Linked DNA regions of Homo sapiens: region 2 is linked to region 1. The links are chromatin contacts, found by Hi-C or POLR2A ChIA-PET in ENCODE. All regions are on one chromosome and are shown on one strand. Each heading gives the region's core, a stretch centred on a gene start or an enhancer-like site at or near the end of the contact. The rest is flanking DNA. Distances are from core to core; before and after follow the strand shown. Region 1 holds the start of ADORA2A (adenosine A2a receptor). Region 2 holds the start of LRRC75B (leucine rich repeat containing 75B).

What was found. A loop is a pair of places that touch in the nucleus more often than their neighbours do. ChIA-PET counts read pairs that join two places held with the same protein, here RNA polymerase II (POLR2A). Pooled maps may share reads with other maps.
Region 2: a pooled map shows a loop between it and region 1 (2.3-fold over the local background). The contact joins the promoter of LRRC75B here to the promoter of ADORA2A in region 1. A Hi-C loop is called at or near these places in 4 of 37 single-sample maps with no recorded cell type and 8 of 50 pooled maps. POLR2A ChIA-PET finds 5 or more read pairs at or near these places in 3 of 52 experiments (Caco-2, OCI-LY7 and activated T-cell).

What each region holds. Positions count from the first base shown.
Region 1 is chr22:24,425,247-24,431,826 of GRCh38, forward strand. It overlaps ADORA2A (adenosine A2a receptor), which reads left to right and starts at 2,353. Exons shown (of 3, transcript NM_000675.6): 1 at 2,353-2,500. The region is part of intron 18 of SPECC1L-ADORA2A (SPECC1L-ADORA2A readthrough (NMD candidate)); the gene reads left to right. It overlaps ADORA2A-AS1 (ADORA2A antisense RNA 1), which reads right to left. Exons shown (of 7, transcript NR_028484.3): 6 at 5,651-6,316; 7 at 3,960-5,118. RefSeq lists enhancers at 1-372, 3,980-4,139, 4,214-5,175 and a silencer at 2,434-2,543.
Region 2 is chr22:24,590,694-24,597,273 of GRCh38, forward strand. LRRC75B (leucine rich repeat containing 75B) reads right to left here and starts at 2,380. Exons shown (of 4, transcript NM_207644.3): 1 at 2,170-2,380. The coding sequence starts at 2,346. It also overlaps a transcript of GGT1 not described here. RefSeq lists enhancers at 807-1,800, 1,801-2,793, 3,843-4,813 and a silencer at 2,278-2,507.

The DNA.
Region 1 (6,580 bases), core at 1,103-3,602:
GTTGCGGGGTCGGGGCTTCCTCACTGGCCCTGCTTTGGCCGTTCCTGGAGGCCTTGGGTGGGGCTGGGAAGGCCGGGCCCTGTGGGCAGCACCCCCCCCCCCCCCGCCCAACATCCCGGCAGATCCATGGCAGGGGCGCCTCACAGGCTGGTCCACGGCCACGGTGTCAGTCCCTCCTTGTTCTGCGCTTGCTTTTTGGGGTCTCCCAGCCTCTCCCTAGTCCTAGAGTTTCTCAGGCAAATCCCAGCCACTACCCCTCCATCCGTGTCCCCTGTTTCCCCAGTGCTGAGCTGGCTGAGCTGTGAGCTTTCCTGCTCCTTGCCTCAGGAAGCCAGGGGCAGCCCAGTCACCTCTGGCCAGAGGCGGGCCTTAGGCCAAGGCTGACCTGGCTGGTCTGAGAGCTGTGCTGGGCTTCTTCCCATATCAGTCTGTGAATTACAGATCCCCAAATATGCCCTGCGTCGCGATGGAGGAGGGCAATCAATGGCAATGACTGCCTCATGGGCAACGCGATGTGCTGGAGATTTCAGTGCTCTCGTCTGGGTTCTGGTCTTGCCTCCTCGACCCACTCGCTGAGCAGGTTGCTGTCCCGGGGAATCTGATATCTCATCTGTAGAACAAGGATGATGATCTTAGCAATGCCTAATGTGGAAAGGCCTTGGCTTGGGAGCAAGTGGGGGAAGGTTTAGGGCAGACCAGAGGGCCGGTGAGGGGTGTGTGCTGGAGCGGGGAACCCGGGAGGGAGGGTGTTAGGCTTGAGGGTCAGGGGACACCACAGGGATTGCTGTTGGCAGAGGGACATATGAATGGTAGTTGGCCTGGGAGCCAGCATGTGACTTGAGAGCATCACGTCCTGCAAAGTCCAGGTGAGGCCTGGGCAGTGCCTGCTGTGTGGGACCACAGCCCCTGGTGGCTCTCAGCTGTGTCCTGACACTCCAAAGAAGGTCTTAGTACCCTCTCACAGACCTAATACCCGAGCCACCTAACCCCAAATGAGCTAGAACTGCCTTCCCAACCGTGTTTGCGGGGTCTGTCTTGTCTATTGCAGCGCAAACAGAGCCCTGAGCACGCAGGAGAGCAGAGGAAGGACAGACAGAAGATGGATGGATGGATGAAGGCGGGAAGCACAGGCTGAGGGGATTTAGGGCATGTGTGGTGGGGGTGCTGTGGAGAGGAGACTGCACAGGCAGGAGCTGAGCTGGTGAATGGGAGGGTTCTAGCTCCCAGAAGGGTCTGGGCCATTGACAGGAGGGGCTTGGTCCTAGGAGGTGGGTGGTCCAGAGGTTGCAAGGAGCAGAGGAGCCCAGATGGGGAAGGGAATGGAGCTGGGGTGCAGAGAGGAGCCCCCACACAACTGCCCACATCCTGTGCAGAACCTGGGGCTCTGGGTGGTGGGAAGAGGCAGTTTCATGGCGGAGGAGGCCTGGGCCCCTGCAGCCTGGACTCCATGGATCTGGCCAGGGACTGGGGAGGATCAGGTGGAGAGAGGAGCAGCAGAGCAGCTGCCCCTCGTCCCAGCACAGGGGATGATGGGAGCCCAGGGAAGGCAGGACCCTGGCTTCGGGCATTTTCTCTGCTAGAATCTCTCGATACCTCTCTCCCTTCACCTTCTCCTCCAAGTCTCACCCAGATGATGTTTCTGTGAGTTGCCATGGGGATTCTCTCACCACCCCCCGCCAACACCCCGCAGGGGAAGCTTGTTCCAGGAGTCACTGGGCAGGGGCTGCTGCTGCTCTTCTGTGCCCACTCCTCGGATGTGCCGCTGCAGCCCTGGTCTCTGGCATCGGCCGTCACCTGGTGGAGAGGCTGCCGGAGCTGGCCAAGCAGAGGGAGGCCGATGGTGCCACTTGGTGTCTCCTCTGGCATCTGGGCAGGAGACTTCTCCCCAGAGGCCCCGGGCTGGTCTGCCCGTGTCACAGGAGGACTCGCCTCTGGTCCCTCAGTGGCCTCTGCAAACCCTGAGCCAGCCTGGGGGAGGCTGCTCAGTGGGGAAGAAGCAGTGGCCAGGCTCTGCTTGGTCACCCTGCCCTCCTGTCAGCCTCCGGGGCTGCCTCGTCGCACCTGCCCAGGGACCCAACAGCCGGTCCTCACCCCTCCCATCCTCATTGCAGCCACCCTGGGGCATTGTGAGGCCCTGCACCCAGCACTGCCCCTTCAAGCCTCCCACAGGGTCCCGCCCAGGACTCCTGGGCTCTGTGTCCGCGGGGCCATCTAGAAACACTCCCTTGTCCCCCCTTCAGCGGCATAGTACCTGTTGCCCGCCATCTGAGGGAGGTGCAGGTGCCAATCCTTCACGTGACGTGACGTGGCTCACCACAGCCTGTGTACATGTGAGCAGCCGCGTGCAGAGGGGAAGCTCTGCCTGGGCCTCAGGGACTGTGACATGGAGCAGGAGCCGCCCCCAGCCAAGCTGCTTTCAGCACAGCGTGGGCCCCCAGCACCTTGGTGCGGGGTGCGGCCCCTCGGAGGAGGGCTGTCAGGTGAAGCCTCGTGTGAGGGGGTGAGTGGCCCCCAGGCGGGGAGGAGGGGGTGCTGTGGCCTTCCTGGCCCCTAGCCTGGACACATGGGGGTGTGGGGAGCAGGAGCTGGGGCCCCCAGCACTGGCCCCGGGGCTGCGATGTGGGGGCTGCTCTGTGAGGCAGGCTCAGAGCCTTAGCCTCCAGCTGCAGGGAGCTGGGTCTTGGCCCCATCTTGCCCACATCCTGCCACCAGGAGCAGAGAGCTGCAGCTGCACCCGGGCTGTGGGGGAGGGATGCCAGGTGTATCTCTGGGTCCCGGGCCCAGCCTGCACCCAGCGCCTGAAGTAAGGGCCACCGGGCAGCCCCGGAGGTCAGGAGGGAAGTGGAGCCCGTGCTGGGTGGCTGCTTACCACTGGGCAGTGAGGAAGGCACCTGCGCTGATGAGTTTGGAAGGGGTATGGGGATCCTGGGGCCCTGGGTTCTGGGAGGTTCATGCCCAGGCCCCCCTGGGCCATCCCAAAAGCCAGTCATAGTGGGGCCCACAACCTGCCGTGCCCTGCCGAGCTCCCGCAAGCCACTTGTTGATGCTTCTCAGTCCACCCCATGCCTCTCAACCGTTTCCTCCTAGACTAGGTCTCTTCATGGCGTTTCTGGGAGAATTCCTCAGTACTAGCTTCAGATCCCCAGTCGTCTCTTCCACTGTACGTGTGCCTGAAGCTCACCACATCCCTTACTTCAGTCCTTCTATTTTTCAGTCCCTGGATTTTGTATTATTTCTTGTTCATATCCACCTGTCCTTGTTTCATTTCCGCCAGTCGGTTCAGAAGTTCTCATTCTTGTCTACGGATGCCATTCCTTTCTTTGCCTCTTTGGAGATTCTAAAGGTCTCTGAAATCATTATTAGATTACTGTATTACCTTCCTTCCTACTGGAATGAATTCACCTCCATGTTTTTTATTCTGTTGCTTACCTTTCTTAGCCTTCATATACCTCTTGCGCTTTGAAATTGATTTGCGACTCCTCTTAGCTGAGCCAATGTTGTGGAGACAGGGAGTGGCCTGCAGTGCCTGAAACTGCAGGGCAGCAGCCGCCTCCCAGGAATGTCCTGGGTCCTTTCCTCCTTTGAGGTCCCCTGCCATATGCTCAGATGGGGCCAGGCACAGCAACGGGGGCACACCTCCCTTTGGCCCAGCAGTTGGGGTGCTGCCAGGCCTGGTGGAGGTACTTGGTAAACATTTGTTATGGAAAAGCAGCAGGAGGGTTCTAAGGCTGGGATTCTGGAGCCCAGGAACAGGCCAGGCATGGCTGGAGCGGGTCCGAGTCCGTGCACTGTGTCCTGTATGTTGCTCTTAGCCGCACTCAGGAGCAGATGTGCAGGTCACTGCCTAGAAGCTGGTGGGCACCTCCGTGCAGCAGGCTCTGGGGGGTATAGCCACCATCTGGGCATGTGTACAGAGGGCCTTGCTAGTGCGACATATGAGGAACCAGAAGATGTGTGGGTTTTGATTAAATGGAGTTTTAATTAAAGTGGCCAGGTTGGGGGAGGTGAGGAGGAAGGCAGGAAGCAGCAGCAGTTTTGAGTCTGACCGCGTGGAATCCTATAAGGTGGTTCTTTCAAGAGGCATTATGCACATTCCGCAGCATGTGTCCCCTGTCTGTATGGGGCAGCATCTGCCCTCTGATCTGTCCCCAACAAGGGGTAATCACAGAGAAGTATTACATTATTAATATTTAATTTCCCCTCCTGGTTAGCAACAGATGACTCAAGGAGTAATTAGATGCACAGAGCCAACAGAGAGGGATAGGAAATTGCCAGATCCTGGCCCCGCCCCCTCCCCGGGGCCTCTGACCTTCCTGTCACTCTGGGAGGCTTCTGAGGGAGGGGAGCTGGAGGCCCAGGAGCCTTCCTGCTGCTGTGCTCTCTGTGCGCACGGCCGCAGCCCTACACCACCTTCCAGTGCTCTTGGTGAGGCTGAGAGAGGTCGCTTCGTGCCTTTGGGCCTCAGTTTCCTCATCTGTAAAATGGGCTTCCTGGGACCAGCAAGATCACAGATGACAGTCATTTCCCAAGCTCCTAAGCAGGCTGCACAAGCTGTGTCTGAGGGTCCAGTGCAGTGCCTGGCCTCTAGGCAGGTGCCCCCTGGGACGCGTAAGGTTTGGCAGCTCAGCAGTGACTGGCATCGTGGCCAGCTGACTCTGTGTTGCTCCCCAGTTACGGTCCACGACACATTAGTAGCTTGAAACTGGGCACAAGGGGAGAATTTACACCACAGAAATCAGGCAAAGCCTGTAAGTCAGGGTGCCCCCGGCCAGGAGCTGATTTGCCAGCCTACGGCTGGGTAGCTCCCAACCTTTCCCCAATGAATGCACTCCTCTTCCCCTGTCTGCCCCAAAGGTGCCTCTGACTCCACTGATCTGCTTTGCTCAGGGCCGAGAAAGGCACAGCTGAGAGTGGATTCTGGCTTGGCAGGGGCCCAGGTTGCCTGTGGGTCCGGGCAAGCCTCACCCGGGATGTGCTGGCAGCAGCTGGGAGAGCCTGCAGGAGTGCTTAAGGAGGGGCTGAGGGAGAGGACGGGCAGCGAGGTGGCCTGTGTGGACCCTGCTGGCAGGAGCCGTGGGTGTCTTTAGCCCCGTGTGAGGCCGGCCTGGGCAGAGGGGTCTGTTGCTGTCACTGAGGCTGGTGGGCAGCAGGAAGGTGGCTTCAGTATAGTCAAGAAGGTTATCGGTATCTAGTGCTGTTTAGCATGGGGACCCACAGCACAGAAGGTGGGGAGACCCTGAGAACGGGGGTACACAGGCAGGTACCCAGGGCTGCCAGGGAAGCCTTGCCAAACAGAGGCCCTGGTCAGGCTTCTCCCAAACTGGGCATCCCAGCTGGCATGGCACCAGTCCAGCCCGTGAGGCAGGCGCCGATGATTTGACCCCACCAGCAGGGCTCTGGGTGATGGGACTGGGGAGTCCTCCTTCACTTTGGCAGACGTGTTATGTTCCACCTTGTTTGCCCCCAGCAAGGCCCTTGAATCTGGAGCGTGGTCTGGGGCTGCATCAGCCTTCTAGCCTGGGATGGTCAGATTGGCAGAAGGCTGTGGCATCCTTCAATGCAGATGCCCTAGAGAGGGCCGTGGTGGGAGGCAGGATCCCTGGGTAGAGGCGGCTCCTCAGTGGCCCACTGGGCCTCACTGGACAGTCGCCTGTTGCTGCTGCTGGTGGTGCTGGGCCTGGGAGTCCACCTTGGAGCCACAGGCCAGGCACCTGGGTGGGAGGCAGCCCGGGGCCAGCACCAGCTCCACTTGTACCTGTTGGGCAGGGGCTATCGTGAGTCAGGTGGGCCCTGGTGAGTACTGCTCAGGGAGAGAGGCCAAGAGCATCAGGGATAACTGTGTTCCTTGAGTGTGGCCAGGGATGGTGCCAGGAGAGCTGGTCTGGTGCATCCCTGCCAACGACACACTTTGTGAATGGCTGCCTGGCAAGTGCTCCATGGAAAGCAGGGGCTTGGGAGGACTCGGCCCTCTCCAGCTGCTGCAGGCCCTCCGTTGCTGCAGGGTTTCTGGCTCTGCTCTCTCCTTCCTCCTCCTGCTTCTGTGTCAATGCTCCATTCCCAGGCTCCTAGTAGGGGCAAAAGGGCCTGCTGGGTGCAGGAGAACCTCCAGTCCCAGGTATGGCTGCAGCCCGTGCCAATCCTGTTCCAGCCACTTGAGGTGCCGACAGCATTGGAGTTGGAGGGAAAGTTGGGGTCTGTGTGTTTGAGCTCTGTCACATGGACAATGGGGTAGAGGGGAGCCTGGCCCTTTGAACAGGGCTCAGGACCAGGAGTGACTTCCTCTCCAGGTTGCCAGTCCTGCTCCATCCCTCATGTCCTGGAAGAGAGAGAGAGACGAGGTGGCTGCCCGAGTCCACGTGAAAGGCAGCCTCTGACCTCTTGTCCCCAGGCAGGTGGTGGCGGCTGGCAACACACTCATAGGGCCCCATGAGGGTTCAGGATTGGAGGGGGTAGATTTGGGGGCCTCTTAGCTCTCAAAGAGGGGCAATTTAACGGGCAGAGGTCCATTTGGATCCAGACCATTCACAGGCTCGAAGGGGACACTGGGAGTTGGGGCTGGGCTCAGGCCTGCTGGGGAACC
Region 2 (6,580 bases), core at 1,130-3,629, 170 kb after region 1:
AGCATCTGTTTGCGGACAGGTATGGATCCTTCCCTTGGGGGCGGACCTCTCTCTCAGATGTCTCAAAGGCATGCCACCCTGAAGCCAGCCTCACCACCCATGCCCCAGCTCAGTATAGGGCACCTCCATGACCATCTTCCCAGGCACTGGGGCCAGAAGCTCTGGAACCCCCCAGCACTCTTCCGTCCTCCTCTCTCCCCCAGCTCACCTAGTCATCCCTTCTCTCTCCCCACCACTCCTGCCAAGATTCAGGCCTCCAGCCTCCTCTCCTACCCATCCCTCACCCCACCGCCTGCATAGACCTGCCCTGGCCTTCCTGCCTCACTCCTCCACTTTCTCCTCCTGTCTACTCCCACAGGACTGGTGTGGGGCTGAATACTCTTTCAGAGGGTCTCTTTGTTTTGAGACGGAGTTTTGCTCTTGTTGCCCGGGCTGGGGCGCAGTGGTGCGAGGTCAGCTCACCGCAACCTCCGCCTCCCGGGTTCAAGCAATTCTCCTGCCTCAGCCTCCTGAGTAGCTGGGATTGCAGGCATGTGCCACCACGCCCAGCTAATTTTGTATTTTTAGCAGGGAAGGGGTTTCTCCATGTTGGTCAGGCTGGTCTCGAATTCCCGACTTCAGGTGATCTGCCTGCCTCAGCCTCCCAAAGTGCTGGGATTATAGGCGTGAGCCACTGCATCTGGCCCAGAGGGTCTCTTTAGAGGACATTTTGAGAGCTGATGGGGCAGCCACAGCCAGGAGGGGCCTCTAGACCCCATGTGGGCCTTCTCCAATCCATAGGTGATATGCTCTGTGCGTGGGTCCCAAGCACAGGAAGTTGGGCCAGGCAGGGGAGGCCGTGGGTCACAGCTGCAGGGTCCCTGCAGGTTATGGAGCAGGATAGGCCCCGGCTGGACCTCAAATCCCAACCTCTGAGACACAAAGAGGTGGTCTCTGAGGATCCTTCTTTCCCTCTAGTTTCCCAGCTAAAATGCCCAACTGGTGTCTTGGACTCCAGGCAGCATCCCAGACTGAGATCTGTGCCTCTGGTTGTCTGGCTGATTCAGTGCTGCTCTGCTGTTTGCCACAGATGCCAGCTAGGGAAGATCCAGGAGGAAGGCTGGCTGATGAGCCTGGCAGACCCAGACAGGGCCCCAGACCGCAACCTGCCAGCCTGCCTTCCATGGGTCTAGACAGCTCCTCTTAAACGGACAGCTCCATTTTTCCAGCCTGCTGAATCCAGAGTTGGAGGAGGTGGAGAAGGGAAGGGAGGAAGAAGGGCTCTGGCCCTGGCTTGCCCCACATTTTCTCTGTGGGCCCTGGGGTGACCACTTCGCTCCATGCCTCAGTTTCCCCATTTCTAATCTACCTTCTGCAGGCCGAACACCTGCATGGCTGACTTCCTGCTCACAGGATGGGGCAGGTAGTGGTGGTAGCTGCTGTAGGGGGTGGGGACGGGGTGGTGAGGGAAGTGGCATGCCCAGGTGATTGGGGGGACCAGCATCCTGGGACAACCCAGGGGTTGGGATCTGGGTTTAGTGTACCTGGTGTGTGTAGGAGCAGAGCCACCACCGGACCGAGTGTTGTGATGCACAGATGCTGGGGATGTGTACTCTAAGGGCATGAGCCGCCTGTTGGAGAACTGGTGATGCATGGATGGCTCTCTGTGGGCTGCCATGGTGTCTTGGGGTGAGGCTGCATCCCTAGACCAGCCCTGGGTCCTCTCTCCAGGGTCCACTGTCTCCCGGATCCTGGAGGAGGGGGAAGTTACCCTCTTCCATTGTCTCTCAATACAAGATGATTTGACCTCACTTGCCACTCCTCCCGGGCCCCTCCCATCTTGCCAGGGCCTGAATTTGGGCTCTTAGGTCCAGGCTACCGGGCCACCCTCAACACACACAACCCCTCTCAAACCCCAAAGACCCGGACACACTCAGCAGCCCCCTCCTCCACACGGTCCGCCGACCTCACCCAGCCCTCACTCCAGGCGGTCGCCCTCTCGCCCACGCAAGACCCCGCGTGCTGCAGCCTGTCGCGCCCTCGGAACCCGCCTGCGCGCGCCAGAGACCAGCTCCGCCTCGCCTCCCGGCGGATACAGGCCCACAACCCATAGCCCCGCGCCTCCCAGACCCCCAGACCCCCAGACCCTCCCTGGCCGCCAGCCCAGGGGCGGACGGCTCCTTCTCTCGCCTGGCGCAGGAGGCGCAGCAGCTGCCGGGCGCGCTCCGGCCGCCGCTCGCGGAGCGTGGACTGGATCTCGCGGAGCCACCGCACCCGGCGCTCGTAGGGCGCGGGCCCGCAGCCGGCCGCCGCCCCGGCCTCAGAGCCAGCCTCGGGCCCGGCCCGCCGGCCCAGCCGCGCCCCCATGGCCGCCGCGCGATGGTCGCCGAACCCACAGGAGGCCGGGCTGTCTGCGCCCCGCTCCCGGGGCCGCCCCTAGTCGCCCCGCCTCCAATCACCGCGGCCCTGCCCCGTCCGGGTCCGAAGGCTGAGCGCCCGCCCCACCCCGCGCCGGAGCGAGGCCAGTGGGTTCCTCGGTTTGGCCTGATCACACTGGAGGAGGCCCTGCTTGCGTCAGTCTTGGCGCTAGAACCCGAGGGCCTGGAGCCGCCAGGGGAGACGCGGAGCTCGGCCGAGACGAGGTGGCTTTTGGCACCTCTTTACCCTCTGGCCCCAGTGCTGACTGGGGAATAGTCGCTTTGACCGTGCAAAGAGCATTCTAGGCGGGGTGGGGGGGTTCTGCTGTGTGTGCCAGTGTTAGGTATTGCCCCCATTGCTTTTAGAAATATGCCCTGCATGGTGAATCTCCGTCTCTACTAAAATACAAAAATTAGGCCGGGCATGGTGGCTCACGCCTGTAATCCCAGCACTTTGGGGGGCCGAGGCAGGCGGAATCTAAGGTCAGGAGTTCAAGACTAGCCTGGCTAACATGGTGAAACCACATTTTTATTGAAAATACAAAAAATTAGCCGGGCGTGGTGGCGGGCGCCTGTAATCCCAGCTATTCGGGAGGTTGAGGTAGGAGAATCAATTGAACCTGGGAGGCGGAGGTTACAGTGAGCCGAGATGGCGCCACCGCACTCTACCCTGGGTGACAGAGCAAAACTCTGTCTCAAAAAAAAAAAAAAGAAAAGAAAAGAAATCTCTGCAGCTGGCAGTTGTGGTGTAGGACCTGCTCACGCTACATGGACACTCCTGCACTGGCAAATATTTACTGCCTCCTGCTTCTTGGTTTGGGGCAGGCCCCCACCTCTGACCCCAGCCTGGGAAATAAACCGGACGAAGAGTCAGGTTAACCGTTAAGCCCAGCTCTGGGCAAGCTGGCAGCAGGCGGGCTGTATCTGCCGCTGGCTTCAGTCTGCCTCCCTGACAAGGGGTGGGGGTGGCGGCAGGCAGAGTGAGATGGGGGCCCTGGCTCCTCTGAGGACCAGGGTGAGGTACGGACCCACCCAGCTCAAGGTGTATCCCACTTCCCAGGGCTCCCTCAGCAGAAGCCTAGGTCTCTGCTGCAGGCCTGCTGGGCCCCTGCAGCCCCAATCCCGGCTCTGGGACGCTCACATCTCCTGCGTGGGGAACGTTTGAGGCACTGATCTGCAGTTCCCACTTCTCTAAGCAAGGAGCACGTGTTTAGCCTGTGAGGACTGGTACCTGTTGTGCAGGAAGGGCTGAGCACTGTCCGAGGGCATATATGAGGGACGACAGCCAAGCACCCGTGTGTATGTGTGTGTGTGTGTGTGTGTGTGTGTGTGTGTGTCTGCTAATTACCCTATGAAGATTCAAGGTTCCTTCCTTTGGGTTAAGCACTGCCTGCCCAGAGATGGCAGTGGGGAGAGGGCAGGGTGCTAGGCTCTGTCATCCTGTGGGGCTGGGCCCCTGAGACAAGGCAGAGGACAGCAGGATGTCTTAGCCCCTTGACCATCCACGGACCCCCAACCCCTGCTGGAGCAGTGCTTGCACCCCCTTCTCCCCTGGCACCTGCCAGCTGGACCCAACAGCCTCTCCTCCCACTCCAGTGCAGCCAGCATTGTCCTGGGGCCACCTTGGCACCACAGGTTTCCTCCCTGGCAAACCTGCATGACGGCCTTGCGTGCCCTCCCCCAGGGCCAAGGCGCTGTTGCTGAACTGAAGTGGCAACCTACCCGGTCAGAGCTTTAAGCTGCAGCTCTGATGCCCCAGGGACCTCTCAGACCCCCCTGCCCAGAGCAGGCAGCCCGGTAAGCCCTCCTCCTCTTCCCCTGCAGCCTCAGGGCTGGAGCCACAGCTGGGAGGGCTCCCAGATCCTGACCATATCCTCCCAGAGGCTGAGCCAGGCCTGGGCACTGTCCCCTCAAATGTGAGAATACTGGGCAGGGGGAGGGGAGAAAGGAGGGAATGGAGGGCTGAGCCTGGAGGCATGAAAGGGGCAACCTAGGCAGCGGTATGGGGGAGTGCTCAGAGCTTAGAGTCCTGTGGAAGGCAGAGAACTGCCCCAGCCCCTGCCTCTCATCCCCCACCCTCTGTGTCCCTGGCCGAGAGGTTCCTGGAGGACATTTTTCCAGCAAAAGAGGGAGGGTGGTGTCTGGGCCTAGATCCTTGGATGGGCTTTTCTCTGCCTGCTTGTGGGGTGCCTAGGGCGAGTGGGCTTTTGGAGACAATTTCTGGCCTAACCTGACTTGGACAGCAGCCCCCAGAGGCACAGCTCTCCCCTCAGGCATGGGGGCATGATTCCACCTCGCTAGCCCACATGTGTTCTTCACGGAGGGCTGCTGGCCCGTCTCCCTGGGGTTACCCTGAGCAGCAGAGCTGTGTTTGTTGAGACTCCATGGGGTGGAGGGATTGCGATGTTGTCCTCTCAGTTCCCGGGGCTGATGTGGAAGCTCAAGGGCTTGCCCTGGATTCTTCAGGGTAGCCCTGCCATCCCTAGTGAGTCAGTGAGTTGGGAGGTTGGGGGCTGGAGAATCAGGTAGGGAGGACACAGCTAGACCTCAGGCCCTGATGGGAACGTACTAGGCTCCAAGTGGGACCTGCCAGGAGACAAGAATTGATGACAGCCACACCTTTGGAGTCTCAAGCCCTCTGCCACCCATGCGGTGGCCTAGTTCAAATGACAGGAACACAAGGTCCAGCTGGCCCAATGGGCAGGTAGAGGGCTGCAGCCAGGGCTGGAACTGGCCTTGCACTGCCTCTGGGCCCTTCTCTACCCACCCAGTAGTATTGTTCAAGCCCAGGAGGGAAAAAGGCCAGCTCAGGGTTAATGTTACCTCAGCAAGTAGCTGAGTGGCACTGAGCCTCCTGGTAGCCACTGTAAAGAAGGACACAGAATGGTTTGGGGGCATTCGCTAGGAGGAAGGAAGCAGATGGATACTCTATGGAGACAGAATGTCCTCTGTGTTTGCTCTACAGGAACGGGTTGTCAACCTTCTGCAGGGCCAGGAATTGTCATGAGGCTGTAGTAGGCAGCAGAGCTTGGCGGGGTGAGGCGAGATCACAGGTATAGGCTCAGGGCCTGGATTCAAATCCCCTGGGCTGCCACTTGTTGGATGTGTAACCATAGGCAGAGTAAGGACCTGCCATAGCAAATTACCACAAACTCAGTGGCTTAAAGCAACAGAATAGTTCTGGAGGCTAAAAGTCTGAAATCCAAGTATAGGCCAAGCCACACTCCCTTTGAGGACTCCAGGGGAAGATCCTTCCTTGTCTCTTCAGCTTCTGGTGGCTCCTGGCAATCCTTGGCCTTCCTTGGCTGCTGCTGCATCACTCCAGTCTCTGAAACCATCTACCCTATGTGTCTGTGTGGCCTTCACATGGCATTCCTTATTTTTGCAGTGGGGTCTCACTATGTTGCCCAGGCTGGTCTTGAACTCCTGGGTCCAAGCAGTCCTCCTGCTTCAGCCTCCCAAGTAGCTGGGATTATGAGTGAGTGCCACCATGCCCGGCTCACATGGCCTCCTTGTAATAACGCTAGTGCCTGGGTGCGGTGGCTCACGCCTGTAATCCCAGCACTTTTGGAGGCTGCGGTGGACGGACCATGAGGTCAGGAAATTGAGGCCATCCTGTCCAACATGGTGAAACCCTGTCTCTACTAAAATACAAAAAAAAAAAAAAAAAAAAATTAGCCTGGTGTGGTGACACATGCCTGTAGTCCCAGCTACTTGGGAGGCTGAGACAGGGGAATCGCTTGAACCCGGGACGCAGAAGTTGCAGTGAGCTGAGATTGCGTGGTGACTTCACTCCAGCCTGGTGACAGAGCGAGACTCTGTCTCAAAAAAAAAAAAAAAAAAAAAAGAACTGAAGCTACTGGATTTAGGGCTCATTCATTCTTTTTTTAATTTTAATTTTTTTTTTTTTTTGAGACAGTCTCACTCTGTTAGCCCAGGCTGGAGTGCAATGGCATGATCTTGGCTCACTGCAACCTCCACCTCCCAGGTTCAAGCGATTCTCCTGCCTCAGCCTTCCAAGTAGCTGGGATTACAGGTGCCCGCCACCACGCCCAGCTAATTTTTGTATTTTTAGTAGAGACAGCGTTTCACCATATTGGTCAGGCTGGTCTTGAACTCCTGACCTCAGGTGATCCACCCCTGTCAGCCTCCCAGTGTTGGGATTACAGGCGTGAGCCACTGTG